Linked DNA regions of Mus musculus: all the other regions are linked to region 2. Evidence: chromatin loops called from intact Hi-C (ENCODE). Cell type or tissue: heart. All regions are shown on one strand. Links, peaks and the distances in the headings refer to the core of each region. The heading gives the core; the rest is flanking DNA.

What was found. Peaks named below come from ENCODE experiments on the same cell type or tissue, not always from the same donor. Only the 100,000 strongest peaks of a DNase experiment are listed, where the experiment ranks them.
Region 1: a loop joins it to region 2, with 4 times the contacts of the local background. A loop is called at or near these places in 5 of 42 quality-filtered maps.
Region 3: a loop joins it to region 2, with 5 times the contacts of the local background. A loop is called at or near these places in 5 of 42 quality-filtered maps.
Region 4: it touches region 2 in a loop (3-fold over the local background); 5 of 42 quality-filtered maps call a loop at or near these places.
Region 5: it touches region 2 in a loop (9-fold over the local background); 3 of 42 quality-filtered maps call a loop at or near these places.

Annotation. Positions count from the first base shown.
Region 1 is chr4:32,503,677-32,510,068 of GRCm38, forward strand. All of the region lies in intron 2 of Bach2 (BTB and CNC homology, basic leucine zipper transcription factor 2), which reads left to right. Among named protein-coding and RNA genes, the nearest start is that of Bach2os, 65 kb to the right of the region's middle. In heart, for the core only: no CTCF peak of the experiment used is centred there; DNase peaks (open chromatin) are centred at 3,465 and 5,545; H3K27ac peaks cover 1,104 bases.
Region 2 is chr4:32,384,596-32,390,987 of GRCm38, forward strand. It overlaps a transcript of Bach2 not described here. Among named protein-coding and RNA genes, the nearest start is that of Bach2, 30 kb to the right of the region's middle. In heart, for the core only: no CTCF peak of the experiment used is centred there; DNase peaks (open chromatin) are centred at 1,926, 2,506 and 3,476; H3K27ac peaks cover 3,180 bases.
Region 3 is chr4:32,334,171-32,340,562 of GRCm38, forward strand. It overlaps a transcript of Bach2 not described here. Among named protein-coding and RNA genes, the nearest start is that of Bach2, 80 kb to the right of the region's middle. In heart, for the core only: no CTCF peak of the experiment used is centred there; DNase peaks (open chromatin) are centred at 2,711 and 3,611; H3K4me3 peaks cover 1,430 bases; H3K27ac peaks cover 3,891 bases.
Region 4 is chr4:32,300,441-32,306,832 of GRCm38, forward strand. It overlaps a transcript of Bach2 not described here. Among named protein-coding and RNA genes, the nearest start is that of n-TGccc3, 73 kb to the left of the region's middle. RefSeq lists an enhancer at 1,463-4,970. In heart, for the core only: no CTCF peak of the experiment used is centred there; DNase peaks (open chromatin) are centred at 2,771 and 3,401; H3K4me3 peaks cover 1,645 bases; H3K27ac peaks cover 4,449 bases.
Region 5 is chr4:32,285,170-32,291,561 of GRCm38, forward strand. It overlaps a transcript of Bach2 not described here. Among named protein-coding and RNA genes, the nearest start is that of n-TGccc3, 58 kb to the left of the region's middle. In heart, for the core only: no CTCF peak of the experiment used is centred there; a DNase peak (open chromatin) is centred at 3,312; H3K4me3 peaks cover 373 bases; H3K27ac peaks cover 2,450 bases.

The DNA.
Region 1 (6,392 bases), core at 621-5,620, 120 kb after region 2:
CGAGTCTTCCCTCAATGACTGTGTTAGCCCTACCTCATACTTCCTAGAAAAGAAGACCTAAGCCCAAGCCTGTTCTCAATTCTAACCTGGATCCTGATCTACTAATCTCTCCGAGCCTATGTGTGAGTGTGTGCATGTGTGTGTGTTTGGATTTTGGGTTTTTTTCCCCACACCAGATTTCTCTTTGTAGCCTTAGCTGTGCTAGACCAGGCTGGTCTCAAACTCTCAGAAATCTGCCTCCTAAGTGCTGAGCCATGATCTTAATTTCAAGAAGCCCTAAAATTCTGAAGCCCTTAACCTATAATCAAAATACAGTACCCATCCAGTAAAATGTGAAGGAAACCAGGGTATAAATAAATGTTACTAAGCCTGAAGTTTCTTCTCAAGTCAAACCCTTGATGTGGGTGCTTCTTTCTGTACATTGCTCACGTCTGTACAGACTAAGAGGACACCCGACTGCAGTCATGGATGTCCAGTAGAAGTCTACTTTAGTTTTTCAGTCTGGTCACATTAGTTAAGAGTGAGTTGGCTGTGTATTGGTCTTGTTGCTTCTAGCCCTATAAAGTGACTGCTGTCCCTACAGTGTCTTTATCATCTGCATCCGTGTGTTACCCAGCTTCCTGTCAGTGGAAAAAAAATATCTGGAAAAAACAACAACTGCCATTCAGCTCTGCAAAAGCTGGACTCATGGTTGCCAGCAAATAAGAGCCCTCAACAGTCTCTAGACCACACATTCGCGCGCGCACGCGCACACTCTCACGGGCAGAGGATGAGTAGCACTTCCGTTCCACAACTGAGCAGATCATTCATCAATGTGACTGTGCTTTGTGCTGAAAGAGGAGACAGTGGCCAGTGTTCTGCGCATCTCAGATCAGGTCTCCCACTACTCGTTACACTAAAGAGAACTCTGCAAACAGCTCCTTAACTGTGGTCATGGGAAACATTTTGGGCTTGATGCTCACCGTCTCACCAGTGGCCTCAGAGTCCTGAAGTCTGTGGAGTACAGAGGATAGGAATGGGCTGTGTGTCCTAAGAAGGGGTGAGTGTACAACACCCTTTTTCAGAAGTCTGCTGGGTTCCCAGGGAATGGAAATGAGTTGCCATCTGCTGGTTACTCTCTTAATGCTACACCTTTCTTTGTCTTGTTTCTTTGGTCCTTCAGCACTCAGGGTTGTGGGTAAAACTGAGGATAAAGACTATCAGGCAGGTAGCCTGATATTTTCTGTATTTATGCATGTGCATCTGCGTGAGTTTCTATGGACTGCATGCATGCAGGTACTCACAGATGCCAGAGGATGCTACACCCTCTATAAGTGTAGTTAAAGGCAGTTGTGAGCCTCCTGTTGTGGGTACTAAACACTGAACCCAGGTCCTTTGGGAGAGTAGTCAGTGCTCCTAACTCCTGAGCCATCTCTCTCCATAATATGTCTTTAGCTATTATAAATACTTTAGACTTACACTAGTCTATTAACTCCGACCCTTCAACAATTTGGGATCATTTTCTCTCATTATTAAAAAACAAAACAAAACAAAAAAGTAGGGTAGATCTGGGCATGGTAGAACACCTTTAATTTCAACCCACTTTAATTTCAGAAAACAGAGGCACCCAGATCTCTGTGGGTTCAAGGCTAAGACAGGTAGTCCTAAATAGTGGGCCTCTGTCTCAAAATTCCCTCCTCAAAAAAGGAGATGGGAGTGGATCTGACCCAAAAGGACTATTGACAAAAAGGAACCTGTCCCCAGGGTATAGTGAGGCTCATTCTTGGTGGGGCCACCAAGCACAGAGGCCACAGCAAAATCATGGAGCCTTTTTTTCAGGCAGCTTTTATAGAACTATAAACATGTGGTTTAGGACCTGCAGAGAAGCAATAAGACTGCCATGGTTATCTTTGGATGGCCCCTGTCACTTGTGATGCCATGAAAAGCTCTTAATGCTAAGGCACAGGGGGCTGGAGAGATGGCTCAGAGGTTAAGAGCACTGACTGCTCTTCTGAAGGTCCTGAGTTCAAATCCCAGCAACCACATGGTGGCTCACAACCATCTGTAATGAGATCTGATGCCCTCTTCTGGTATGTCTGAAGACAGCTACAGTGGACTAATTTATAATAAATAAATCTTTGGGCTGGAGTGAGTGGGACCGACCAGAACAAGCAGAGGTCTTAAAATTCAATTCCCAGCAACCACGTGATGACTCACAACCATCTGTACAGCTACGGTATACTCGTATACATAAAATAATAAATAAATCTTTTTTTAAAATGCTAAAGCACAGGGTGCCTTCTGCCTTCAGCCTTCGTGAGCCTGTAGAGGAAGAGGATGTTTTGTGGGACACAGTAAGAAAGGCAAAGCACCCACCCCTGAGCACAGAGCCAGCCCTTCCAGCTCCCCTGTTCACCAGCACTCACCTGAAAAAACATAAAGGGGAGCCATTGGACAGAGCACAGTCTGGACCTCTGTGTGTGAAGGCTCAAGCAGTCAACCTCCTTGGACTATTTCCTCAAACATTTACCCATTCATTAAACAAACATTCATCCAGGCCCTACCATGCACCAGGAAGGACCATTCTAGGATCTGGGTGATTGTCACTTATAATCCAGTAGGTAGGAAACTGCAGGGAAAGTGAAAGAGAGGAGAGAGCCATGGAATGTCCCGTCACGGATACTGAGATCTTAAACAGGAAAGTCAAGAAAGGCCTGTGGCAAGGGTGACTTCAGATGACACATAGGCAGAAGGTGAAGGATCAGCCATGTTGGCAGCTGGAAAGTCAGTGGGTGAGCGAGGAAGTGGGGCAGAGGAGTAACAGAGAAGGGTCCAGTGACTGCAAGTCCCAAATGCCTGACACGGTACCAAAGGAAGGGTGGCATGGAGCCACATTCATTCTGTCAGAGAGGTGATAAAGCCAGACTGTGACCCTACTAAACACTTGGCCTTTGCACAGAATAAACAGAGAAGCCACTGAAGAGTTTCACAAGAGGTTATTCTGATGTCTGTGTCGTGTACATGTACATAGATGAAGGCCCAAGGGAGCACCAGAGTAGAGATAGACCCTGGTGTAGTTAAGACATAGCATGAGGATCCTGGCAGTGGTACAGACGTACGTGAGTGCCAGATTCTCCAAAAACAGTAAAAGAATAGTGTTACCATTAGCTGAGATCAGTTGAGTGAGTAAGATTGTAGGTGAGGAGGGTTGGTCAGGACTGGGGAGTCCTGTGTGTGTATGTATGAAGTTTGAGGTGCCTGTTGGCATCCAAGTAGAAGCGTTTATTGTCAGGTTTTATATGCCCATTAAATCCATGGGCAAAATCTAACCCAGAGTTAGGAATTGGAACATGGGAGGATTGAAGGCCATTCAACAAGTAGATGTGGATGCTGCCTGTGACTTCATTGAGCACTTGGCAGGCAGATGCAGTTGAAGCGGAAAACAGACCCACCTGTGTTCCACAGGAAAGAATGCCTCGTTTCAGCTGACTGTAAGGCTGCACTAATTAAAGCAAGCAGAGAACTGGGCCAGGAGCTGGAGGGAAATAGCTTATCTGTCAGATAGGGAAAGACTCCAGCACGCTTGCACACCATGGCCAACAATGCCAAAGTTTGCCACACCCACTTTCCCTTCCCTTCCTGGACACACAAAGAAAAGCTACACTCATAACCAAGTAGGCCGTGTGGCTGAGTGCAGCCAGTGGCGTGATGATGGACTAATTTGTCACTTCTACTCTGAGGCTGCTAAAAGTAGGTCCGGATCCTTTTTCCCATCAATGAAGGTGTCCAAGAACTTAGAGAAGCTGAAGCCTGAATCCCTGAGTCACGTTGGAGGACAACCATCTGGCTCAAAACACTACTTTTATTTTTACAATTTCATATGTATATACCATGTATTCTAATCATATTCAGCCTCCATGAGCCTCTTCTCATCCCTCTTCTTTGCCCCTCTGAGCATAAGATGCTACCCACTCCACCCCACCAGCAATCATTAACAGTCATTGTCCCCTCAGGAAGAGCAGGGCCTCATGAAACCCCTCATGAGGAAGGGTTGGAGGACCCACCCTTGTGCGGATCTCCATCGGCCGTGTCGTACCTGGACGGCAAAGATGCTCCCTCATCACCTGACACTTATATTCTTTCTGCTCCCTCTTCTCCTGTATTCCTTGAGCCTTGAGGGGTTGGGTTAGGTGTCCCAGGTAAAGCTATGCACTCATTCGTCACTCACACCCAGCACTGTGACCAGATGCAAGGACTGTATTCGTAGGTGCCTTCTGCAAACAGGAACCTCTCTATTTCATCAGATCACATTCTGACAGGAGTGCTGAGCCGTTCAAACGGAGTGAGGTAGAGCAGACCTGCAAGATCACTTGAACCCAGCTAGGCAATAGTAAGGCCTCCATCTCAAAAAGAAAAGGAAGAAAAAAAGAAAAAAAAAATCTTTGATTTGTAACTACAGTAGAGCTAAGCAACCCCAATATTCAAGCTAATGGAAAATTTCCAGAAGAAGAAACATTGATTGATTATGCAGGAAACAAAACGGATGTCCCTGGGTACCCAGGAGAGGATGGAATCTACTGACCAAGGAGCAGACTCAGCTCTGCCAAGTATAGCCTTCTCTGAGTGGTGGGGCAGACCTGCATGATTGCTCTGTGAGTCTAACCCTGTGTTACAGGTTTCTGGTCCTTGACATTTCCTAGGTTCATGCTGGAGTGAGAGAAAACTAGTGTGGCTGGCCAGGAATTGAGGGGAGATGCTTGGGCTGGGAAGCAGGAAAAGATCTTGGAAATGGGAGGCAAAGCCTATCAGGAAAGGAGCTGCAGAAAAGGCAACAGAGCAAGTGTGGGGCTCAATTTTGTCAGCACCCCTAATTCTAAGATGTCTTGCATGTTCAAAGGAGCAGAGCAAAGGAGCCTAGAGGACAGTGGTGACACAATGGGGACACAGTAACCCAGAACACAGGCATAGCAGGCAAGATACAGACAGATCACAGCTCCTTAACTGCTTCTGGGTTTATAGTCCTGAGAAAATCATTTTGTTTAATGCCCTCGATTTCGGTATGAGTATGCAGAGAGTAGCAGTGCTGGATCCCAGCTTGACAGGCAGGTTGCCATTCAGATTAATGAAACATGATATGCTCAACTTCTTGGAAGGCTGGTGCTATAGAAACAGTAGGTGTTATTATTCCCATAAAAGGAAAGAGCAGCCCTCTCTGGTGAAATGGCTCTTAGCACAGAATCCTCATTAAAAGCTGTGGTGCAATTTTCCAAGTTGCATTAGTGAGACTTGGCAATGGATGAAAAAAAAAAAAAGAAAGAAAGAAAAGAAAAGCAAATAAATAAGGAGGCAAAATATTCCAAGCAACGAGTTGCAGGCAAGTGGGAAGGAAGGTTCCGAGAGTTAGAATCAAGCCACAGTGGTTCTGAAATGCCTGAAGGGAGAATTTATTTATAGTAAGGCAAAGGTGACTTCCAGCCCTGAAATCGGGGCCTCAATAGGGATGAAGGAAAGCTAAGCCATGCGCTGGCAGGGAACTCAGGCTACTGTGACTCTCTCTCTCTCTGGAGGCCTTAGGATGCTGGTGACAGCAGGGAGGGAGGGCCAGTGCGGACAGCCACAGCGACAGCTAATTTTAAATGAGACACATAAGCTGTTTTCAAACCTGTTGCTTTTTTTTTAATCCGAGGCCGCTGCATCCTATTTAAAGAGACTTTCAGAGATGCTCTTCTTCTGGCAATGGCACGGCTTGAACATACCAAAAAGCAAGACCCACATAAAACATATTTTTAAGTGACCTGATTTCAAAGGCATCTTTAAAGATTCTTTGCATTACACTTGTTTATTCTTAAAATAAAATGACCACAGTGATTAGCATTTGATACGGATTTGTAACAAGGCCTTGAACCATAGTGGCATGCAAATTAAATTTTGTAAATTAATGTATGTATTAGTTCACTTTTAAACCCTTCTTTATGTACGAACAAAATATCCCTTACATTTCTTTCTTTCTCCTATAATGGAGACTCTTAGCTGTTTCAATTAAAGTTAATAATAGCTTTTAAGACAAAGTTCAGAGCTATAAAGTTCTTCGCTTGATCAGTAATCATAACTATTATTTTGTCATATTTAATCATAGGACCCAGGCCTCTAACAGAGTATTTAATTAAACTTTTAATTCGTGATAAGAAGTTAAATAGCACTTGAGAGAGTTTTGAAAAATTATTTCACTTCCCAACCAGATTATAAAAAAAAAAAAAAAAGGTGAGAGGTGTGATCGGGAGACAGCGGCTGGCAGCCAGAGAATTGTAGGGCATGTCAGCATGGGTTGGCAATAAGCCACTTTCCAATTAGCATGGCTTCGTGGCTGCCGACTAATCACTCCTGAGTGGATGGGTGAGTCACTTATGATGTAG
Region 2 (6,392 bases), core at 739-5,738:
GAGGCCTGGAAACCTGGTCCTGTGAACAATGAGCAGGGGCTGCCTTCAGGCCTCTTCCCGTTGCCTGCCTGGAATAAAGCACATGCCAGTTCTTTGAGCTTTGGCTTAGCCAAACCACGGTCTACACTTTCCACTTAGACACAACAACCCCTTCCTTCTCCATCCAGAAGCCTGGGGTCTAGATAAAAGCTCACACTGCAGGCCAGGGATGGAGAATTGGTTCCTATGCAATCTGTCCACTCTCCCAGGCAATGCCTGTCCCTGCCACAGCGTTATTAACCATCTCAGCCGAGCAGCCTCAATCCCTGACCACCTCTTTCAGGCCAAATACGGATCATAGCACATGTATTTAGGAATCGCACAGGTGGATCTTGGCAAGTTTGAAGCCAGCCTAGTCTACGTAGTGGTTTCCAGGCAAGCAAACACTACACAGTAAGAGTCTGCCTCAAAACCCAATAAATAAATAAATATCAAGAAATTCACTCCCAAATAGGATATCCCTATGCATCATCATAAAGTATCTGTCTTACATTATAGAAATATTTCTAATTAACTTGGATTTAAAAGGGAAAGCATATGGTGATTCATTTATGCACAGGAATTATTTTCTTGCCTGCCCCACCCCCTTTCATGTACTGAATTACATCCAAAATCCAGAGTTTACCCAGAGTTTGTGACTGAACATTGGGAGGGTGTTTGGCAGTGTTATAAACTTCCTGGCAGCAGATGTCCTCAGTTCTGGGCTTATCCAATCCCAGTATGTCTCCATCTAGAGGGACCGGTTACCTCCTTGCTTAGTTTACTCTTGCATTTCCTTTAGGCTCCCTTCCTGATTAGGGAAGGACAGAGATTAGCAAGAAATCCTTATTCATTGTAGTTGCTATAGCATTTGCCACACAGGAGGAAGACACCGTCTTTGAGGAGCCATGATGCATTTAGTTGCAGACACAAGACATCTAATGAATTTGGTTTTGAGTGGCCATCAGAGCCAAGGATGCAGTGGTTGAGGTCCTGAGGAGCAAATCTGCTGTGTGTGCAGTACAGAGAGGGCTGCATGGTTTCCTAGGACGGGCAGAACTGTCCTCCTGCGGGAAATGCAGCCCGACCTCTGTGGAAGGCTGCTGGGCAGAGTGGGAAGGGTATCAGGTGGAGTGCATAGTGGAGGTTTGTGAGCGCACGGTTGTTAGCTCTGTAAAGCGATTGTGGTGGCTCAGTGGTTGTGTCCCTGAGCGACTGATAAGGGGAAGCAGAGACATACCACCAGCCCGAATCCGTGATATGATATAAGCAAGGGTGGCACGAAAGAGAAATGGTGGCTGTGCGGGTTGAGCTGGAGATGGTCGTTGGGCATGTGTTCCTGGGGGTGATCTGTGGCAATGTGGCGAAAACAGAACGTGAAGGTTGCTGGCTTTAAGACACAGAAGAACCAGAGAGAGAGAAGTTAGGAAGACCTCGAAGGGCACCCCAATGGGTACTTGAGGAAAGGGGCAAGTATGGCTGATATGTAAGCACACGTAATCTAATACTTCTGTCAGATTGGAAAACTCTGTTCAGGGGCCCTGGACAAGTCTATAGCATGCTGCCTTAGATGGGGAAATGGATGAAAAGTGGGTCCAGCTGATGTACATAACACCACACATACCATTCTCTTGCTGGCCGTACGAAGCAAGGCTACCCAGAAGAGAAGCATGGTTCTTTTCGTTGACTAGGTAGTATGTCTGAGACTTAGGTAATTTCTCTTATCATCCGCATCTTCTGTGCATTCATTCTTTCTGCTGCCGGATTCCCACTGCTGGGTGTCTCCCTTTACTTCGCATTAGCTAGTGCCGTCATCCAAACAAAACAAGCCTGGATGTGGTTGTGCACAGCATGGGCAAGGGCAGTGTCCTCTTAGCATGACCGCATTGGCGGGAGGGAGGAAGCTGTCTTTCCATGCTGGGTGGAGAGCGATCACTTTGCTTGGCCGGCATAGCAGTGATGAGATTGGGGTTTTTAGTTACGTGCCGAAGCAGCTGGCTCTTGTGCGTGTGCCCTTGACATTCCCATTGACCTCTTCCTGGAAGTCCCTTGTCTCTGCAGAGGAGCCAGTGCCACAAATGCTGTTTTCCAGTCACACTGGATATGACTGGAAACTTTATAAACTTTAGTTTACCTTTCAGAATGGCCATAAATTTGAAAGGTAGGCTCATATGTAAGAAAAAAAGAACTAAATTCCCCATAAAAAATGGGGCAGGTTTAAAGCCACATTCCGTTCTCCAGGAGCTCACGGGCCAATGCAGAAGTAATTGCTGAGACTCAGGCAGGCCTAGAGGTACAGGCAGAAGAACTCCTCCTGTACCTGTGGACCGTGGCTAAAAGGGGCGTGTCTGGGAAGGAGGAGAGGCCAGTGAAATGCCTGGTCAGTGTCCCCTGGGATGGCCTCTCAATCCACTCTACTGGCAGTCATGATCAACTGGAGAAAGTTCTTGCACTAGTGAGATGCGCAGGGACTAGCAGTTTCTGACCGGGAAGCACACTCGCTGTGTTTAATAAAAATCTTAGTTTCCGAGGCCTTTGGACTCCTTCCTGGAGAGGATGCTGCGTAGTGGGAGCTGTTGAAGCCCAGAACCTCCACAGTACAGCCAGCAGCTGAGCCTTGCCAAGGGCCCGGTTAGGCCAAAGTTGCCATCCCCCTGCCCCTTTCTTTTACTCTAATTATCTTCAGTAGCTTGAGTTGGTTAAATCACACCACATTCTTTCTGATTTTATTTTTACTGTAAATTATTTCGGAGCAAGCAAAGCCCGTCTCCCCAGACTCCCTGAAGCCATTGCCAGGAGTGGATTGCTGTTTCTGAAAGGAAGAGGGAAGTGTATTGTGTGGGGAGGGGTGGGGTGGGGGCTGTTGTGGTGGCCCTGTGTCTGCTGAGGTTTAACATCGAGCCCTATCCCTCTTTCCCACCTGCTGCCTGAGGCTTGCCCAGGGGAGAAGAGCTGTTGAAGGGAAAATGGCTTCCCTGACCTCCGAAGGAGGCTGAGGTGAACAAACTTTAGTCTTTTCCACCTCAGAAGTGAGGGCCACATCCTTCTGATGCCCGAAGCCACAAACCCCAGAGCCAGAAGCAGCCACTTACAGGATGGTATTTGCAAATCAGACATGGTTCCTGCTCTCTATTTGGAGCAATTTGGGTGGGTCTGGGCTGGAAAAGAGGGAAAGTGTGTTGCTTTTTTTAATCCAACAACTTATAACTGTGTCAACACATAAGACGGTCTGTCAAAGCTTTCCTCTGGTGTTGCTGCTGTGAATTAATTTTGAGAGTCACTTGTGAGCAGTAAACACTTTTGCAGCATGAACAACTCTGTACAGTAGGAGTTGTCAACAGCTTGCTGTCCCCCACCCCCACCCCCGTGAGGGGGGAGTGAGGCAGAGCAGCGGGCGCATACACACACACACACACACACACACACACACACACACACACACAGGAAGCTGGCTGAAATACAAGGAACAGAAAGTCACCGCCACTCCTGTTGCTTATCTTTCGGCGGTTTCCTTTCTTCTATTGACCACAAGAAATGGGAGGATTTGGAATGTGTGCAGCTGAGTCGGCCTGTGCCTCTGGGCATTTGGACACTTCTTGCTGTTTGAGAATTGGCTCTAGAACTTGTGGGCCACCTTGAGGTGTTTTTTTTTTTTTTGTCCCTAATTGATTAGAGAGCCACCACATGGAGCAAGATACAAAGACACATACTGTGTCCAATACTGATTTGAAAGAGAGCCTATGGGTTTTTTACATTTTGTGGCAGTAGCCTTGCGTATTCTGCTGAGCTTCATCCACACAGTTAAAACAGTCTCTCTCTTGACTTAACACCTGATGGAGCTCTGTGTGTACCTATAGGTAGCTCTGTGTTTCTGTTTGTTTAGGGATCTCCATTTTCTCTCTACTCTGTCTGCCATCTAGATATTGGGGTGACTAGCCAAACCAGACCAGCACTTTCTCTCCAGCATGCTCTGTGACACATAGCAGCTCCCAAAGCATTCTACGACACGCCAGTGATGAGCATCCGTGACTCTGACCCTCATTTTGAGATCTGTACAGAGCTGTCCGTTCCTTTCACATCTACAAAAAAGAAAAACAAAAAACTTAAATATACCATCCTCCGTCTAGAAGCTACGGTAGGTGTGTTAGCCGGCCCAGCTGCAGAGGCGTGGGTTTCCTGTGTTTATGTTAAACCTGCTGGATACAGTCACCCTCCTGTTTTGTTCCTAAAGTCCCTTTCTTCATGCTTTACATTTCCTCAGTTGCCTGACGTGCATTATAGACATGTTAAACCTGTTTGTAGCTCACAGACCACACAGCAGAGGCTAGAGACTGCCTCCTCACCTGGTACAGTGCTTTCACTGGGCACACATCATACTCCAGAAACAGGGGAGACCTATAGGTCCCGAGGGGACACAGGGGGTAAATGGATTGGGTCTTCTTCAGCATCATTTATTTCCAGGAGCCCTCAGGGAAGACCCCAAACACTCACTGGTGACATGGGTCATATGTGCCAGATATGATCTTGTGACTCTGGGACATGACAGGATTGGGCTCTCTGAGGGCAGTAAGGACTGAGTGCATCCCGAGGCAGGGGCAGGGACTGGCTGCACAGGCTCCTGCTCTCAAGCCAGCACACGACATCTTGCTCTTACTTTGTCAAACGATGTTGGCAGGGATCCAGTTTGCTACGCAGTGGAAGAGTAGACCTTTCCTCTTTCCTAAGAGATGGGCATGTGGAGAGGAGTGGTCTTCTGAGGCAAACGTCCCATCCTCCTCTCAGTCTGGGCTGTGCTCGGTTCACTCCATTCCTGACTGTAGAAGAGAGAAAGAGGTGGAAACGTGTTAGAGCCCTCAACGAGTTAACTGAGAGTGTTTTCAAGTAAGAATCATCATGAAATGTATGGAACATAAAAGGCAAATGCAAAATACTTAAATGACAGGTGGCATCATCTGAAAAGGACGTGGGGGCTGATCCCAGCGCCGCGATCCCACACAGCTGCATTAATTTGCCTAATCACTGGATTGCTGTACCCAGTGTCTATAAATAAACACACAAACTAATCTTTTGATTATCCTCCTTTTTTGGGGGGAACATTTAATTTTCCTTGCTTCCCCTCCCCCACCCCATCTTCGTGTCTTTTCATTGTGATTAAACTGAATTTCTAAATCTCGAGTTAATACAGCTTCTCCTATAGCTATTAACATTAGACAGGCGACAAGCAAAAAGAACAAAAAAAAAATCAGTTCACAGAGAAACACAGGTGGCCACTAGCTGTATAAAGGGGGTATTCAGCTCTGTGATCATTGATAGGGAATTTGAGGTGGAAAAAAATCAATTAGTTGTTATTTTCAAGTATCACATAATCACACAGATTAAAATTATTGGGAAAGCTTTAGCAACTGCAAAAGTGTGAGAAACCCCATGCAAAATGAGATGCGTGTGCATGGCCTGGCTTCTCAAACCCCCAAATGCTGGTGGTCTGTACTCACCACCAAGGACAGATGCTTAAAGGCAGGCTACGAAGTGCTTGCGTCTTTAGAGACAGCGTCTCCTCAAGTGCTCAGGCATAGTGCAGGGCAGGAAGGAGGACCTGAGTCCAGTTTGTTGTTGCCAGGCTCCCTGGTGTTCTTACTGCTGGTCCCCAAATCACATTGACCCCTGGGATTAAACTGTGGTCCTGTGTGTAGACAGATGCTTAGGAATCTTGCTCCCCCAAGACTGTCAGTCTTGGTAATTTTTCATCTTTTCCTTCTACAGTATTTAATATTGTTGACGTTCTTTGCGGGGAGGGTCGGGTCAGGCAGCGAGGCTCTCCGTCTCTCTCCTCCTTGCTCTGTCTCCCTGCTCCCCCTACTCCAAACCCATGGAGCCCAACCTGTGTTGACTATACATTCAGCAATCATTTCTGTGGTTCGTTTCCAGGTCTACTTGAACACTCATGGAGGGCAGAGCACCTAGACCTGTCATTTTTAAGGATGGCAGATCATCAGAATTACACAGGTTCTATAGGCTAGCCTCAAACATTCTGATTGGACCATCCTTACATGAAGACGTGAGCTTTTCCAAAAGTCCCCTTGGGTGATTCTAACACACACTGACCCAGTCCTCAGATTCCTCGCCCGGCAGCTTTGAGACAGGCATGACATTAGAGGCTCCCATCATTGGCCTTGCTCACTCTCCTTTCACCGTTCTCTGGAGGAAGAGGTGGGTGCTGGATTTCTGACCTATCTCCAGATAATCTGTCCAGTTATCCTGCAGCCATTTCCTGGAGCTGTTGGAACAAATCATGAACTTGGTGCCTTGAAACAGAAGAACTATGTCCACTTGGTTCTGAAGGCCAGAAGTCTCAAAGTAAGAAGTCAGCAGGATGC
Region 3 (6,392 bases), core at 901-5,900, 50 kb before region 2:
TTTTTGCTTTTCATCTTCTTTATATAAATTGTACCTGTGTGTTTCATAGCTGTTTATCTTTTCAACTTCTGCTAAGAATTTTAGCATCTTGGCTTAGTTTCCCCAGGAAAGAATGAAAGGAAAACCAAGTAGACCACAGTGACATCATCTGTGCTTGGAATTTCTGCAAACAGTCACCATCAAAGTCACTCTTGAGGTGAAGCCAAACCCACAGTTCAGAGGCACACAAGTGAAATGCCTGTTATTGACCTGGAGTCAGTGGTTTGTATTTATTATTTATTTCTGCTGAAAACAGAGAGAGAGAGAGAGAGAGAGAGAGAGAGAGAGAGAGATCCCCCCTCACCTCACTTTCGAAAGTTTCTGTAGACCAGGCTAGCCTTGAAGGCGCAGAGATAAGCCTGTCTCTGCCTCCTGAGTGTTGGGATTAAAGGTCTGCCCCACCATGTCTGCTCATTACTAACTTTTTAGAGTTAAAAAAAACTCTAAAAATATTACTAACAATATTCTTAGATTCTGCTTATTAGAATAAGTTTATAAATCACCAGGGTCTGTTTTGATTGTACTTAAGTATACAATATGGCGAGTCTTTTTTTTTTACCATGTGTATTTACATATGTACTTGTAATAGACACAAATGAATCAATGCCTAGGTACCAATTCCTTAACACCCTCAAAATTTGAATCACAGGGAAACGTACAGGAAATGTCATCTGAAACTGAAACTATCATGTTAACATAAAATGGCTGAAATAGCTATGTATAAAAATCCCAGAAGTTAGGGACCCATTCTTAGATAAACCCGTGTGTAGAGAAATAAAAGCACAGGTAGATAACACGACATTTTAGATGTTGATAATGTCAGATACAATCAGTTGGCTTCTGGTGTGTGTGACAGCCCTCAAAAGGAGCTGGGGGCAGGTACTGTAAATTTTTAGGTTGTCCCTGATGATTGCAGACCGACTGTCATATGCGTTGCCAATATATCATTAGTTGTATATCATTAGGCTTAATGATGATAACCTATGACCTCTGGCCTTCATGGTCAGCATCTTCTGAGCTGATGTTGTCTAGACCACTGACATCAGCCAGGAGCCTCCTTGCACCTCCCAGCAAATCCTCTACCTCCACCCCAGTTTACAGCACCCCAAAGTTTGCTGCCAGAATTAAGTGTAATGTTGCCCAGATAGACCCTGAACCAACTGTAGTAAGTAGGTGTTCAGTAAATGGCTTAATTTACAGAAGACAATTGAGGACAGCGTTCTGTCCCTCTGGGAGAGTATATTTCTTAGTACAAATTGGTCGGCAACAGTTTAACTTTACCTGTCAGTCTGGCATCTATGAGTTTGGTCAAAATGACCCCTATCTGTATGAACTCATATGAATGACTCTATGTGTGTGAGGCTGAACTCCCAGGTTGGGGTTGTCCTGCCTCCCGCAGAACAGCCTGCTGGGAGCCCTCGGCCAGTTTTGCTGTTTTCTTCCAGCTGCTCTCAGCCCTTGTTATACTTTGGGTGAAAATGTTTTATTTCCTTTTTTGACCAAATAACAGAGAACAGGGGTGTGTGCGGGTGTGTGCGCATGTGTGTGCAGGTTCACGCGTGTGCCACGGCGCCATGGCAAACAGGATAGACCGGAACCCCACTCATGTATCCCTCAGATGCTGTTGACCCGATCTATTTTCACTGTGACAGATTCTTCCTGTCAGAACAGAAGGTGCTTTCCACAGACAGACTCTATTGTCGGTACATTTGCCTCTTAAGTTTCTCTGTGTCTCTCAGGTGGCCACACCCAAGCCTTCAGACGGCGGTGCTCACCACGGACTTGAGCTGTTATTTAAGGGGACCTTAGCTCTCCTCCAATTGTGTTTTTTTTTCCCTCCAGAAGGATTAATGATTTTTGTTTGTTTGTTTGTTTACAGGACCATGTTCTTAATGTAGAGGAAGGCCAGCTATATGTATGAAACAGACTCAAGTTAAAAACAATGTAATTGTACCTATTGCTTTGATTTCACACTTAGTAACCACGCCCACCCCATGCCCCTTCAGTCAGCTGGTCCTTAACGGGGACAGTGTGTATCTGAGAACTCCATCCCAGCTCTAACACCAAAGTCTCTAGACGTTCCCTTAACCCAGCCTCCCTAAAGTACTAATAGAGACACCGTGTACATTGAGCACTTAACCCTTGAACCTTGTAAGTGAGAGCACTTGATAAGGTCGCCACTGCAGCAGGTATTAGCCACTGCCGTAGGAATGGACAGAGAACTTGGCTAGGTCATGACTCTAAAAATCTAGCTTCTATGTTTCATAATGAGCAAACTGGGACTGCACATTTGCCCTCCTGCCTGTTTTGTGACACCTTACAAGGGACTATTAATTTCTGTCATTCTTGCTATCTCTTAAGTTTCTAGTAAGAACACTGCCTCTAAATAGTAATTTCTAACCTTTTATGAGCATTATGGTAAAATCAAGCAAAAGCTGCAAAGTATATTTGAGAGTAAGTTCAGAAGTTAGAGTAGATGTTCTCTCGGAGGATCACTAAGACTTGGAGCACCTGGAGAAGGCTGCAGACGGAAGCCCTGGATGGTTATAGCTCCAGAGCTACATGTATGCTGGAGCTGAGCTCAGTTTGTGTCTACTTTACTTTCTATTCTAGGGGCTGGGGCAGCCAGGAGTGCAGTGATAAATAAAGCTGTTAGCTAATGTGTCAGCACGGAGGTGGGTGGGGTAGCCCTCTTCCTTTCTGCTTTAAATACAGCAGGGGAGCAATTTCTCAGGATATTTTTTTGCCAAAAAGAAAAAGAAAAGAAAAGCCATTACTATAGTGTTATTTTAAGGGTGGAGGGAAAGCTGCGTCACACAGGAATTTTCAAAGTTGGTTACCGGAGTGACAAAGAACCGAGTGTATTGATGAAGTTGTCATAATGTAATGTCCTGTCTGCAGTTTTTAAATTGAGCCCAACAGTACACAGAATCTTCAGTCTTTGCTTTCAGGAAGTTTATACTGCACGGCAGAAGATACTAAAGCTTGCAGACATAAAGGCCAGTGCATTGTAATAGTTTATAAACATGAATGGTCCTACTTCATGCCAGGTAATCAATCCATCAGCAGATAACCCTTCATTCAGGGATTTTGTTTTAATTTATTTAAAGAACTTCCTTCTTTTCTTTGCCATCAAAGTAGTATGCATTTACTTTAGAAAAAAAAACAGGAAAGTGAAATAAATGTAATAAAAGAAAAAAATCACATAATTTCACCACCAGAGAAAATTCTATGGTGTTAAAATTTTCAGCTCATTTAATGTGTCCTTTTAAATATACTCATGTATTTTATGCAATTGAGACCTATATGTGTAATTTTCCCATGTGCTTTCTTCATAGCCTGTTTTTGTGTTGAGAATTTTAGAGTCCCATTCTCATGGTTTTATATGCTGGAGTTGATGGCCAGCTTTCAGTCCCCTGCAACAGTCATTTACTGTACAGGACGTCAAAGACCATCCTGAGGGTGTGCGAACCCTCAGACCTGCTTCCGATACAGAGCTATTGTTCACCTAAAGTGGAAGCCCAGCCCGCTGCATATTTCCTCAGGCTGGGTGGCTGCACCGCTTTCTCTGCCCCCATTGACTTATCAGGCCCCGAGCACACACACACTTGTTTATCGCCGTCTTCCTGATACGGAGCCTTTGGACAACTGCCCAGCTGCATACCATTCATACCCGGACTTTCAGCTTCTGGTGACGACTCAGGTGCTTAACCCTTTCAGTCTCCACAGGAATCACTGTATAGGGCCCTAACCACAGATGGCCACTGGCTAATCACCTGCCTGCTTATGTTCATACACACAGATGAGTGGCTAACCAGTAACTGCAGTATACGAAAGCAGCTTAGAGAGGCTGCCATCCTCTCCACCCCCTTAGCCTTACCTCGTTTCAAGGTTCAGCTCTGTATCTCGCAGACCCTCAGCAGCCTTCCTTCCACGGAATGACAGAGACCATCCCTGGTCTCCTGAAGGGTGGGTGTGCCTTGGCTAGGACTTGAACAGAGGTCAGTTAGAAAGAAAGCCTCCACTTCACAAAGCTTCACCTGTTCATGTGCTCCCCCAGGTACACGCTCCTCTTACTGCTGCGTCTGTCCTTGGACCCGTCTGCGTGATGGGGAAGGTGAAGGGCGGTACAGGGCGGGATGGCAGAATCAGGTTGTATAGGAATCTTGGGTGAGGTTGAGCATCCTTGCTAGAATTCTGTTTCCTTGCCAAAGTCTGCCTTGTTTTCTTCAAAGCACAAACAACAGCCCCTTTACCTGGGAATCTAAAGAGGGAATTTGCACGTGCAAGGCCATAGCACGCTAGGACAGAGGAGCATCAAGGAAGGTAGAATGTTCTGCACATCTCTTCTATTTACAGAGTTCCCTCCAAGCAGGAGTTAATCGGGCTATCCTGCCGGCACTTTCTAAACTATTACCTTGTTCACTGTGAATACCGTGTCTGTGAGTCATGGCACTCAGCTTCATGTAACACATGGTGCGAGCTGCTTAGAACTTTAGGGAAGAGATATTGGCTCGGCCTATGCTGGTGAGGAATAAATTGACAGCCTTCACCGTGCGTCTGAGAAACACAGAGACGGCTTCAGCTGCCCTGTATGCATGGCTGAGGATGCTTACTCATTCCTCTTCAAACCACCCTGAGTTTAGTCTCTCATGAGCACCATTGCAACTCCCATGCGACGCCATAAAGCATGTGGCTGCTGGCTGCGGGCATGATGCAAGGGCTGGTGAGAGATCCAGCCAGCCCTTATTAACTAGCTCTGCCTATTAAATCTTGACAGTTAACAGAACTCAGTCAAACATCCTTGATTGCAGGCAGCTCCCAGAGCCCTAGAGCAGGTCTCCAGCAGTAATCGGGTGGTCTGTCCGAGTTGCCCATCATACAGCCCCTGTCTGGACTCACCTTCCGCATGCAGTGAGGCTTTCCCTGCAGGCAGTGAGGATGGGCAATGACCCGGAGTCCACTGTTTCTGTCAAGAGTAGTCGATTTTTGTTAAAACTTCTTCTTCTGTTGAGTGTACGCTTGAGGATCAGGGATCTGTACGTTACTAGGACTATCAGAAACGTCACAGATCATGCTTAACCTATTAGGTTCATAGTCAGCCACTTTGGGGATCGCAGAGTTGAGGCACCAAGTTCACTGAGTGACATTACAGAATTGTATAGCTATAAACATAAATGTCAACCTAAGCCATTCGATTTTTCTATAAATAATCTCACGTAAACGTCTGGGCTTGGACATCGGATGCTAGCACTGAGGGGGGTTAGGAAGGTCGTAAGTTCAAGGCCAGCTTGGGCTGCATAGCAAGGCCCCACTTTAATAAAATATAATGGGACAATGCAACAGGAGACGAAGGTTCATCTGAATGTGTACTTCGGGTGTGGTTACTGCTACGGGGAAGACAAGACGCCCGTGTGATGTGTATCATCTTTCCTGGTACGGGGTTAGGTACATGTTATATAGTGGCGGGGGCTTCTCAGACGGTGGCTTCTGAGATTGTGTGTGTCTGAATCTTAAAACTACAGTTAAATTTACAGTTAAATTTACCACTTTCACGATTTCAGTCTCATTTGTGCATGGAACCAGGAGCCCAGTGGGTGGTCAGTATCTTAGCCCCAACCAAAGACAAGACATGGTAAGAGAAAGAATCCTGAGTGATCAAACTGAAGGTGAGGCAGGTGGACTTGGAGAAGCAAGGAAGCCTTGACAGAGAAGCTGTCGTTGAGCTTTGCCTTCAAGAATATAGAGGGTCTTCCCAAGCAGAGATGAGAGAGGTGCATGTTAGAGAGGAGGAAGCAAGCTGTGTGTGCAGGGGTCCACCAGACATTCACCTTTCTACTTGACTTAAGATAGGAAAAAGAAAGGTGTTGGTCCAGAGCTGAGCAGCTCAGTGAGATGATGCAAACACTTCCGCAGTAGAACACAAGAAGGGATGCTCTCAGTGTTTGCCCAAAGCGCTCTCTAGGTAAGCTTGCCCCAGGATCACATGGCCAACCATCATAGTCCCATCTCAAGAAAGTTCTTCTAAGGATGACTTGTTGATCTAAAGAGAGCTCGCAAGGTTCATGAGTGCTGTCCCACAGCTCCATCCCGGGGATGCCGATTTCAGGAGAGGCGGATCTGATAGTAGTTGGACCTTCGGCCACTGAGGACAGCAAGAGCTGAGAGACTGTGGACAGTGTGCTGTTCTGTTATTTATTTACTAAGGACTTCAGGGAAGGGTTTTAAAATTATATTTAAATTACGTGAAATCATTTTGCATACTTATGATATACTACTGCATGCATGTTTAAATTCTAATAGAAACAAAACAAAACAAAACAAAACAAAACAAAAACAGTGTAAGCTGGACT
Region 4 (6,392 bases), core at 513-5,512, 84 kb before region 2:
ACGGGGCAGGCACTGCCCATAGTGTTTGACCTAGCAAAGCATTCAGTTTTCTTCCTGTCAAGTTGGATTCTGAGCCAGCAATAAGAGAGCAGAGAGCCGGGCCTTGTCTGAAAATTTCTCCACATTTTTATCATACGGTTCAGATAGTGAGTGATCAATCTCTGTGGTTGCCTGTATTGGGATTTTCTTAATTCAGCACAGCTGAATACAAACAGGAACTCAAATCCTGAATCATGTCAAGTCAGTTGGTGTGGACTCTGCTGCCTGAAAGACCCACTCCGAACCAAAGCAGAAGTCTGTTGAATACTTTATAGAAAAAAATTCTAAGTTACATTTAGCATCTTGTAGGCCTCTAAGACATTCCTCTCCTTTGCTATTCAGTCCCCGACATCATATTCGAGCCCCTCAGAAGTAATGCTTGTGGCCATGTGTTGTGTGTGCGCTGGTAGGTAGGTACAGGACGATCGTGAGTCCGAGGCCTGCAAGAGCTTCCTAGTGATGTTAAGGTCAGCATGGACCCCACACACTAGAGATCCTGTCTTGGAAACAACAGAAGGTTCAGCTGTCCCAAAGCTTTGCCGCCCCTAGTGCGTAGCACTGCCTCACCCATGAGCAATACTTAGCAAGGGTTTAGTCAATAGCTTTTACTCAACTGCAGAGACATATCTAGATTTTACCTTAAACATGCATTCAGTGACATTTCACTGAAAACATGCGTTATAACATTAAAACACGTATACACAGATACGCAGACACACAGAGAGACAACCTACCACTACCACCACCAACAACAACAAATAACCACATCCCTATTGGACATTTCCCTTTCTTTCATCTCTCTAAGTGACAAGTCTTTTTTCCCCCTGATTTATTTCTAGAAATATCCTTTGGTTGACTCTTTCAGGCCACCCTATTTTTCCTGTCCTGGCCCTAAGCTATAACCTTTTCCTCATTCTTGGCATTGACTGTGCAAGCAGCTTAAATCCATTTCCCAGACTCAGCCTCCCTCTCCTACACTTGGATCTTGTGCTATTGCTTATGAGAAAACATCTGTACATCCTTTGACCTATACTGTGTATAAAATCTGTATCTCTGCTGCCCAGCAGTCACCACTATCCACAGGTAGCCAAAGTCCTGGAATTAAGACTAGTGCACATTGGTAGATGCTATATGTGAACAGTCCATATTATTTCAAGAGCCAGTGTAAAATGTAAAATATCTCATTAATAATTTGTATATTAAGACAGAGCATATTAAAATAATATATGCATACTGTTGTACTATAATATATATTACTTATAATATATATTTTATATATATTTGGGCTAATCATCTGGGTTATTTCCTAAAGCTTTCTAAATTACAAGTTCTCTTTGGCATCATTCTCTAAAACCTGCAAAAACAGAATCTTAATGGCTCTGTTAGCTAATGCAGCGTATATTGTGATTACGAAAGTATGGATCCACAAAGGCAGTGGGCTTAAGAAGTTTGCATAGTTAGTGGCCTTCCTGGCACCCTTGTTAGACTGAATAAACAGAACTCCCTGACAGATCCTCTCCAGTCTACCATGTGGGACAATCTGACATTCTGGTGAGTCACTTTCTAATGATAGTCTTTCTTTCGTTTTTTCGTATGTAAGAAACCAGCGTTTTAAATAAGATGTGGCAAATATTAATCCCTAATTAATGATCTCTTAATGCAGCAAAATGAATTGCAATTTCTACAGAAACAAGGAGACAATTTTTATGTATATCAGATACCCCAATATGCAGTTAAAAGAGTATAGAGTGCTTCAAATCCTGTGAAGGCGAAGCTCTAGGAAAATCCTATCAGTTCCAACAGCATGTACCATTTCTGCATGCTGTTAAAGTGCAGGCCTGGGGAAGCAGCTATGTTGGCAGAGTACTTATCTAGCATGAACAAAGCCCTAGGTTTGATCCGCAGCACCACATCACCCAGCATAACACACATAACACATTTGTAATCCCGGCATCAGGGGTTCAGGCAAGAGGAGGGAGATTATTTTTGCTGTGTGCTTTCACCCCTGGAAAATGCAGAAGGAAGAAGGCATTCTTCGGTCAGTCATCAGTTGCCTGAAAATGGCTGCGAGCTCCTGTTCCAGAGTGCCTGCCTCATCTGTCTCCCTGTTTCGTGTCTTGAAGTGGAAAGAACCATCAGAAAATTAAACAATAGCAGTCGAATACCTAGGAGCAGGAGGGATTGATTCCTGAAGTGAGTCAGGGGTGTGTCATCCTGTGTGACACTGACACCAAGCTAATTGAATGTTGAGACAAACATGCGTTTGCCTGTGTGTGTGTGTGTGTGTGTGCGAGCGAGTGCGCACTCACACATGTGTGAGTTAAAGCCTTCCTGTCAGTATGTGAAGTGACTGTGAAGGGCACCACAGCAAACTCTGGTTCTATCAAGAATGTACCTATTTTTAACATGCTGGATCAAGTGTCTGCAGTCATAGGGGATGAGGAAGGAGTAGAGAATGTGTGTGTGTGGGGGGGGGGAGACTGACTTGAGGAGATTCTGTAAAGGACCCTCTGGCGTGTTTACAGTTCAGCTGTGCATTCTTAATGGCTCCACTGCTGCCAGGTCAGGTAACATTTTCTTTGCATGTGATGAATGGCAGAGAATTCTCTTGCAAGGGAACCAAGGAGCTGGGAGGGGGGAAAGGGGAGGACAGGGATAAGAAACACACAGCTCCAGAGGGGTACAGCCCTTGCTTTGCAGTTGCCTGTGTGGATAGAAACCAGATGGCATGCTGGAACACCCGCTTGGCTATCTGAGGAGCCAAACATATGGCTAATGGTGGGGAGAGCGAGCCTCAGAGCCAGAGCTTTGCTGATGTTTCATATTACAGATTGTTACAGTGTGTCATTACATGGCAAACCTAAGTGCTTAATACCCACTGCAGGCGCTGGCCATACACTTACAAGAAGGACTGTTAACTCTTTGCTGGCTCTGAATGGAGGAGTGACATCATCGGGAGACTGAAAATGTCTGGTGTGGAGGAGAATTTTGTAGTGGAAACAATATTGTTTTAAAACGTGAGAAGCCATCACTCCACTGAATTCAGCTGTGCTCTGAGAACCTTTTTGTACGAGACTTTATTTCCCCTTCTCTTCCTATTTCTCTTTCTTTCTAACACACACACACACACACACACACACACACACACACACACACACACACACACTGAGGTTGGGGGGGGTGCTAAAATCAAAATCCAGGCTGCGACACCACTCTGGTGGGTCAGACAGCATGATCACCTGGAAGCCACATAGCTGCACTCAGAGGTCGCACATTTGAAGTTTCTGTTTGGGAAGCTCTGGGCAACAGCAGGTCTGTGTTATCTGAGGAGCTGCTGAGCCCATTCATCTGCTTTTCACAGCCCGCTTCCTTTTATTTTTAGCCAGATCCGTCAGGCCTGACAGGCGGGTAATTCGAGCCAGAGGAAGGGCAGCGCTCCAAGTCCTTTCCACAAAGCAATTCTTCTCCTCCCTCCTGGGAGGGCTCCAGACTTGGCCTGCTTCGGGCAGATGGATTTGTTGAGTCATGTGAGAGAGAGCATTTACACAAAAACACAGTGAGGCAGTGGAAATGAGACAGAAAGAAGGAAGGAGAGAAAAAAAGAAAGAAAGAAAGAAAGAGAGAGAGAGAGAGAGAGAGAGAGAGAGAAAGAAAGAAAGAAAGAAAGAAAGATAGATAGATAGATAGATAGATAGATAGATAGATAGATAGATAGATAGATAGATAGATAGAGTAGAGCAGCCAAAGCAGAAAGGAGGGTGAGTGAGCCAGGGAAGCTTGTGGCCTGCAGCGTGCAGCCTAGTGCAGGAATTCTGCAGCAGTCAGTGCCCGAGGAATGCCATAGAGGCTCTTGTATATAAGGTAATGTCTAGTTTACTGCATGGGTGGAACCCGGCTAGACGCTTCCTCTTTTTAGCAGAGGAAAGCAGTACTGGGAAACTTATATGTATGTATATATATATTTTTTACAAGCAGCACTCAGTAACAAAGACCACACTGTGACAGTGTTGGTTCCAGTAGCGGTAACTGACCAATGGGCTGCTTTAGAGAAAAAAATGAGTTTGCTTTGTGATGTAATACAAGTTTGCTTTGTCTGGACGCCAGCAAGACTGAGGACACAGAGGAGGGGGAAGAGGAAAATTGGACCAGGACTTTTGGTTAATGGTTTCCAGAGATCATTGAGAGAAGTTGAGTGGAGGGGGGAAAGTGGATAATGTGGAGAGTTGCTGTGAGGTATACCGTAATTACGGTAGGTAAAACAGAGCTTTTCCTATGGCTTCCGTGCTCAAGCTGATGTGAACGGTTTTGAAACGCTGAGGAAGGCATTGTTTCCCCCCACCCTGCCAGCACCCCCACCATGGCACTAGTTTCTCCTTTAGCATTTGGACAGTGAGAAGAACCAGATTCTACATTATGGGAAGCAGCATTAACTTCATGGATCGGTTTTGCTTACTCTTGGTACCACAGGCCTTTAAAACAGTCCGTGGAAACGGTCCCCGCTGCTCATTCATAAAGTTTGAATTAGTTTATATACAATAGTGCAGGAATTCTCCCGGTTTTGCAGAATGAAAGTCTGCCTAAGAGAAAAACGACCAAGTTATCTAAGTGTGCGATCCGTCCAATGGAAGAAAGCACACAGTGCAGAGATCAGGAAATACATGGACACTGAAATGGAAATGGAGAGACGAGGGAGTGACTTCATAGACAGCATCCCCGCAACCTTGCATTTATTCTGAACTCCACTAGTGCAGCCTTCCCCGCCCCCTTCTCAGCCTCCCTAGAATGTAGGTCAACTTCACCATGGCTCCTCATATTTTGTTAGCATTTTAAAAGTTGGAACATTTTGCCGATGTTTTGAGACGGAAATGTATTTAAGTTGCCTGGGTGGTTTCAGTAATTCTGGAACGGAGCTCTCACATTCCTGCTGTTGCTAGTCACCAGTGAACTGGAGTAGTCAGCATGCAGAAACAGCTTCAACTAGAACAAGCACAGCGCTCACAGTGTTGCTGATCAGACGCTCTGACGCTCACACCCCTCCACGTCCCTTCACGCTGCTCCGGTGATTCCGCTGCGCTCTTACAGGGCCGCTTTGAGTTATTATGCTTGAAGGAAGAATGAGGACATTTTTGTGGCTGTTGTGCATTTTAGGAATCCCAGACTACACAGCAGCGACATTATCATTATTTTGAAGTGGCTTTGTTTTAACCCTACTTTATAACATCGAGTCTTCCCTCTCCAGCAGGGCATCTCTTACCGCGTGGCTGATAGTTTGGACCAGGTAATAATTATGGAGAATGCACTATAGCTGAGACCTCACATCTTGAACCCCAAGCATGAAGTAGTGAGAGCAAACTGGAGGTAAAGGAGGCCTTTTCATTTCAAAGCCTGCCCCAGTGATGTACTTCCTCCAACAAGGCTGCACCGCCAGACCCTGGGGTCATTTTTTGTTCAAACCACAGCACGCGCTGGATCTGTGCTTTACCACTGAGCTTGTAGTTTATAGGTAAACTCAGCATTTGAAATGGAAATATTAGGTATATAAAGTTTCCTACATAGCAAACAAATGATTTTAGGGAGAATTCTGTCTGTCTGTCTCTGTCTCTCTCTTACACACACACACACACACACACACACACACACACACACACACACACACGCACGCACGCACGCACGCACGCACGCATGTGGATTGGGGAGGGAAAGGAGGAGAGGGAGACAGAGAGAGAGAGAAACTGAGACCTGGATTTTGTTCTTGAAGAACAGCCCCTTTCTTGTACTCTGGTCTCAGCAGGTAAAATCCCTCCAGGCTATATCATAGGTCTTTCCCCAGAGTTACACCAGAGGAAGTGGCCCTGCTATCAGAGCCCTGGAATGTTGATATCAGCAGCAAGGAAATGTCTCATTTTCACAGCACCCAGAGCTGGAGCCTTAAGCTCACCCACTCTGTATCCCATCCCAGAAAGAGAAAGGCCGATAGGGTAGGCTTTCTTCTTAGGAGCAGAGCCGACTTCCTTCCCATGCTGGTGACTGCAGTCTCCTTGAGAAGGAATGTGTGCCTTTCCACAGGAGAGGCAGGCATACATTTCCTGTTTATTTTGTGAGGACTGGTGTCAACTGCTATAATGAGATCAGAGGAGCCCCTGAGGGACGTGGCCTGGCTGTGTCTGTGCCAGTCCCCTGAGCTGAGCTGTTGTTGGAGAAAGCAGGCAGCCCTACAGTTCCTGCTGGTGACATAGTATGTGACTGTGCCCTTGCTGTTTCTTGTCCCACCAGTGTCAGCATTCCATCATCCAGTTGTAAATTATGCAAACATAAACCTAAGACCGACTGCTTCCTTGCCTGGAAGGCTCCTG
Region 5 (6,392 bases), core at 494-5,493, 100 kb before region 2:
AGTCAGATCACAGATAACCTACTGGAACTGTTTCCTGGTTATTTGTTTAGATCCAATTGATACATTTTTACTGTGCGGTGCTCATGGTACTTTGAAATCACCAAGGGCTTGGCACATAATAGGCAAACAGGCCAGTCCTGAGCTACATCCCAGTCCCTCTGTGAATTATTAAGGACTAAAAAGAAGAAGTCGTTGGCACAGACCGTATGGAAGACAGTTTGAGCACTTCTTACCCAGTTCAGCATGGGTAGACTACAGGGCTAGGGCCATGAAGCAATTCAGTATGATACTGTAGTGATATAATCACACGTTGTAGCTTTGCAATATATAGACCTATGTAACACAGCAAACAGACCCCAATGTTACCTGTAGAATATAGTTAATAAGAGCATGCTAGCTCATTAATGATAACAAATATATCATACTCACACAAGGTGTTATTTAAATGTGAGAGCCAGAAGACAGGGAACTTTCCAACAATTTTTTTTATATAAGCCTAAAACTAGACTTACATTAAGGCTAACTACTTGGGGAAAAAAAAACTAAAAGTAAACAGAAGTAAGATTTTATGTGTGATATATATATATATATATATATATATATATATATATATATATATATATATATATATATATATAATAAAAAAGCATCCCCCCAAAAAGTAAAAACCCAAGGTAGCTTCCATCATGCAACATCTGAATGTTTGTTTCCGGTTTAACATTTTTCTGCCTGACCTACATTTTATTTCATCATTAGCTAATAACAAACACCAGGTTTAGCAATTCCCTGTGGTAGACATTTTGAGTGGTGAGTTAGAACTGCTTGCTACATGCCTGGTAGGCTCCCTTCTCCCTGGCCATATCCCACCTCTACCACACACTCTTGACCTCCAGGCCTAGACCCTAATTTGCTTTCACTAGCAGGCATTGGGACTAGTAGCCACTTTGCTAAGTATTTTATTTTTTTGTGTATCTTGTATCTCATGTATCTTGAGGTTCTCTTTGATAGAGAGGAAATGAAATCCTTTGGGAAGGAGGAGATTGCTATGGTACAGTCTGGCTCCAGCCTGCTTGTTAACAGCAAAGCTAGCATAAATGTTTGTGGTTGCCTTTCCCAAACTGCCCCCACCTGCCTGAGTGAGGCGATTGGAAATGCAGCTATTTGGAGAAGTTGCTACTGAAGTGATTGGGTCATTTTTTTCTGTGTTAAATGCCACCAACCCAACAGAACAGTAGCTGAAATGATACACTGTTGTAATCTCATTGTTATCGTATACACACTATCCTATCGTATATACATTATATGGGAAGTGTGTGCTCATCTAGTTAAGTCTCAATGTTCCAAACGGAGTTCTATATGGAGAAGTGATAAGATTCAAATGTATTACACTCTTGGCTTTGGAAATAGTATATTATTTTAGTGGTTAGCCATCTGGCTTCTCAAGTATGTTTGGCAGAAGGCAGTCCTGACATTTGGCTTCCATCTTTTAGGCTGCAGATATCTGTGATTCAGGAGAGAAGGGCACAGACCTTGCAAGGCAAAGCTAGTGTGGTGGATGATCGATCATTCCGACTACTTCTCAAAGAGGGCGTCTGCCTGCTGAGGGGCTAACGTAGACCATGTCTTCGGGAGTCAGTGCTTGCTCACTCTGTAATGAAACTTTGGGATATTTGAAGTTATGGTTTCTCTTCTTTAGCTTAAGAGCCTTGTAAGCATCTCCTACATTATAGAGAGGCTAAAGAAGGAACAAATGTCTGTGTGTTCTCTTCTTAATATAATCAATCAAATATCAAGGTAGTTAGAGAAATATTAATTCAGTATGGATTTAGTCCTAAGCCAACCAAAGTATTCTTAACACTTGAAAAGTTAATTATCACATAAATATTTTAAAAATTCGCATTGAAATTAGTCCCTAGTGAAAGTGTAAAATGTAACGCGAAGCTCTCCCGCTTCGGAATGCTTTCCTAAGTGTATCCAAGTTCATGGGAATGTAAAGAGCTTGGCTCTGGTCCCTTTTGGTCTGTGATATTTATTTGCAAGTTTTTGTAATAAAGTTAATTAAAAATTAAAAATTCAAAAAACTTCGTGCAACTTGTTTACCTCTTTAAGACGAGGAACATAGGGCATTGTGGGTAGAATTGCTTTACAACCCACTGCAGGTTCTTTTGTGAGGCGAAATGAATTCTCCAAACAATATCCTTTGATTGACTTCAACATATCTTATATTAAACTATATTTGGACCTAAGCCATAATTAGTACATAAGGAACTTTTAAAATTAATGTACACTTGTGACCTATAAGATTAATTTAAAAATATTTAACTCAGTATAAAATATTCATTCATACTTATTTTCAGATTTCCTGTTGCATTTTGGAAATACTTCCTCTGTTTCTTTTTCTTTTTTTCCCTTTTCTGTACTGTTTGTGTCACTGTTTTGCCCACCAGGAATGAAATAGAGGTTTGATCTGCCACATCCGCTTGTATCTGATGGGCTGCACATCCCCTGATATAGACAATGAACTTGAAGATGTTTGGGAAAAACTGATCTGTGCTGAGCATACACAGACCCTGCTTTCCTTGTCATTCCCTAGGCAGGATGGCATGGCTGTTTACGTGGCTTTTACATTATGTTAGCCTTGTGAGGACTCTGCAGCGCATTTAAAGTTCACAGGTGGATTTGTGGGTTACATGCAGATGTCGGGCCATTTTATATAAGGCGTTTGAGCCTTCTTGGAACTGGACATTCACGAGTCCCCACAGACACTCAGGGACTGCTTTGATTGTTTTCCTAGTGCCACTGTTTGACTAATTCTTATCCCATAGTTGACCTTTTAAAAAAAAAAAAAACTCTGTGTGTGTGTGTGTGTGTGTGTGTGTGCGCTTATCTTCCTTTCTGTAAGAGATCATGAATGCCAGTGCTGAGCCTAGGGAAAATATCAAAACAAACACGACCTTTGATCCTTCCAGAGATAACCATCATCTCTTAGTCATACAGATAAAATTTCTTAGTCATATCTAACCATAGATACACACGTGCACTTTGCCAGAAATTGTTAAAATATGTGTACACAAACTTGTATCATTTTAAGGGGAAAAGGGAGCTCGGTATTGCTTCAGAGTGGTAGCTCTGCTCCCTGGATTCTTCACAGGGACCTGTCAGTCATTCTAGAGCCAGCACCTGGCTCAGGCTCTGCCGTGACATTTTCAGTTGATCCTTCCTTGTTTTCTTGGCTAGTTGCCCTTCAAACAGAAAGTTCATCGCCTCTCCTCAGCTGCTAATGTGATTTACTTCGTGTGTCTAGGAAGTCAGGATGGTTGCTGATTTTATTGTTTAGAGAGGACTGGCTTCTTGGTCTGAAGCCAGGGTGTTCCCAGCTGATAGAAAACGGAACCCAGCAGCCCCCATTTCAGAGATTGCCAGGCTTATGACTCAAAGATACTTTACAGGCCAGGTTAAGCAATTGTTAGGCCCCTCCTGGCACACGTCAGATGCGATGATTGTCTATTGATTGTAATCCAAAGATTATTTTGGCCCTCATCTACAAACACAGATGCCTTTTGATCAGGAAAAAAAAATGCATTGTGATAACTAACCTGCTGCCTGTACTTGAAAAGTAGTGTCTGAATTAGTGACTACTGTTCTGATTCTATGTTAGAATGTGTAATTTCCTTAATTTTCAGAACGGGAAGTGCAGTATGTGCTTTCTGAACTCAGACCCACAGCAAGCAGTTGTTTAATACAAATGAAAAGGAGATAGTGGCTGAGCTCTGTACAGTGGCAGTGTTACAGTATCTTCCCCCAAGATGAAACATAGTATCATTTCTCACAGGTGATGGAGAGCCACCTTGTCATAGAAAAGGGAGACCTAACTAATAAAGCCTTTGAACAAGCAAGCAGTTGTCCAGATAGCCTGGAAGATGTTAGCACCAGTGGCTGAAAGCTGTCAGGAGCCTCTCGACACCAGGTCTTATTTTCTTAGGTTCCTGACAAGTACCTGACCTCTTCATGCCTACACCAGCCGCACTTCAGCTTCTACTCAATATGAAATACCTAGGAGTGAGGAAGAGTGAGCCTTGGCAGCCAGCTCATTAGGGTGGATTGTTTTCTTTACAGATAATTGGCATCCTAAAAGGAGAACTCGTTTAAATAAGTAGTTGTAAAGCATTTTAGTTGGGCATCAGCAGTTGTGCTATTTGTGTGTGTGTGTGTGTGTGTGTAATACTCCAAGAAACTTACTATTTTATCAAAAGGCACAACTCTAAAAATGAAACCTACTGACGAGTTTCTATGGCAACCACTCCTGAAATGTATCTGGCTGGTGTGTGTCTTTTCATAATTTTTCTTTGCATGCTTTAAGGAGTTCCTTGAATTTTTGTTCCTGTGATGGGTGGATAGATGGATAATTGACAGAGGGAGCTACATTTCCCTGGGAAGAATTTAAGACTTATGAAAATTCCATAGATTTATAAGGAATATTATTTTGTGCTTAGCATAAATAAATTTGACTAAGGAAGATATCTATTGCTTTGATTTAGTCTAAACAGTAATGAGGCCCATTAAGTATTAATGCATGACCAATTGCTTTTTAAATTCAGACTCATTGGCTGTCCCTGCAAGACCTTGTTGGGTGTTCCACTTTATTCTGTGATCATTCCACACACCCCCACACCCCCACGCCCCTAACACACACCTTTTTCAGAGCCTTCAGTCTCTGTCTCAATGGCGCTCTGCTCTGGACTTAACCTTCTCTATAGCCTTCTTCCTTGTCAGAGGGTTTGTGGCCAGAACACACGGTAGATCTTGATATTTCCTAACAGGTTCATTCAGAAAAGTTGGCAAGAAGGGACTGTGGTGTAATTCGGTGGTTTGGAGGGGTTGTTCTGGGAGACATTTCTGTTCTCTCAAGCTCTGTCATGCTACAAGCCCAATAGATATGGCTAGATGCTCTTGCAATACAAAACATGCTCACCGAGAGTAGTGGTGTCACAGCGAGCTCTCAGCACTTATCTGGTTAAAACCAGAAGGAACCATTCTGTGAGGTATCTAAAGTGGCAGGAAATAGAGGGAGTCTAAGGAAATAAACTATCCTGGGCCCAACAGCTGGGGAATTTTGTGTGGCTTACAGAGAAGTCAGAGAACCAGGATGTCTCTGAGCCTGTTAGATACATTTGGTCCTAGCAGCATGTAGTAGGAAATGAATATTTAACTTTGAAACACTTTTTTGTACTTTAAACTCCTCCCAGGCCTTAAAAACACTCTCCCTGATGTTCCTGGGTAAGGGAGAATAGCTTTGCCTAGGCTCCTGGCCACATAGTCTCCAGCTTTAACATTTAGCCCCAGTCCCTTCAAGACACAGACAGCCTTTTCCACTCAGCGATCAGAACTTGGTGATTTGCTTAGCCTAGCTGGCCAGGAATAGGCCCTCTATGTCCGTGCTACCAGGACTGGGATTGCAGCAGTTCACTGTCGCTCTGCCTTTAGTGTGTGCAAGCCCTGGGATAAACTTCATCCACTGAGCCTTCCCCACAGCCTCATGCATCGTCTTGGTGTGACTTGTTTAATCACAGCAACTTCTATAAATCAGCAGCTGTACTAACCAAGACTTTTTCTATTGAAAAGTGCAGACCACTTAGTGCTTTGTTATATTTGATATTGGGCCAGGCAGCTGGCTATAGCCATGGTTGTCCCCTTTGATGGACAGGAGCAGCATTTCACAAAGGAAGCAAGGCAGAGATGAGCAAACAGAGATCACAGCAGGCAGTGGAGGTTTAGAAAAGGTGAGATCATTGGCCCAGGGTGGCTTAGCTGGTAAGTGGTAAAAGTCAGACTGGCTTCCAAAGCCATTCGGAGTCTACCATGAAAGACATGAGCTTTATGCAAGCGTGCATGGTACTTCGGCCACCTCATTAGCATTAGGATATGGGACTGTTGGCCAAGATGGCTTCCCTCATTGCTGCTTGTCCTCAACACCTACAGTGACACCTTCAGTGAGCGATCAACTGTACCTTGCTATCTTTCTTCCAAAACTGTTAGACTATTGTATGGCCAGCTTCATTCATTTGACATTTTTATTGCTTTCCACTTCAAAAAGCAACCTTTTTCTTGACTTGGCCTCTGATTCTGGAGAAATCTTGACTGAGGTCCTGTGAACAGACAAGAGCTTTTCCAAGCTGTTTTCGTGCAGAGCTCTGCCCTTCCAGGAAGTGTCTCTTCATCAGTGTTCATCAGTTGAGGCAGCAGACTCTAGACATGGCATGTCTTCGTGCTCACTGTCACCTCTCAGTCTTACTGTATGGACTCTCAGGGGGCGTGCTGCATGGAAGACAGCCTAGACTTTGCTCTTGATCTGTTTATGAAGACATTACAGTGTTTTTTCAGCATTCCTGGAA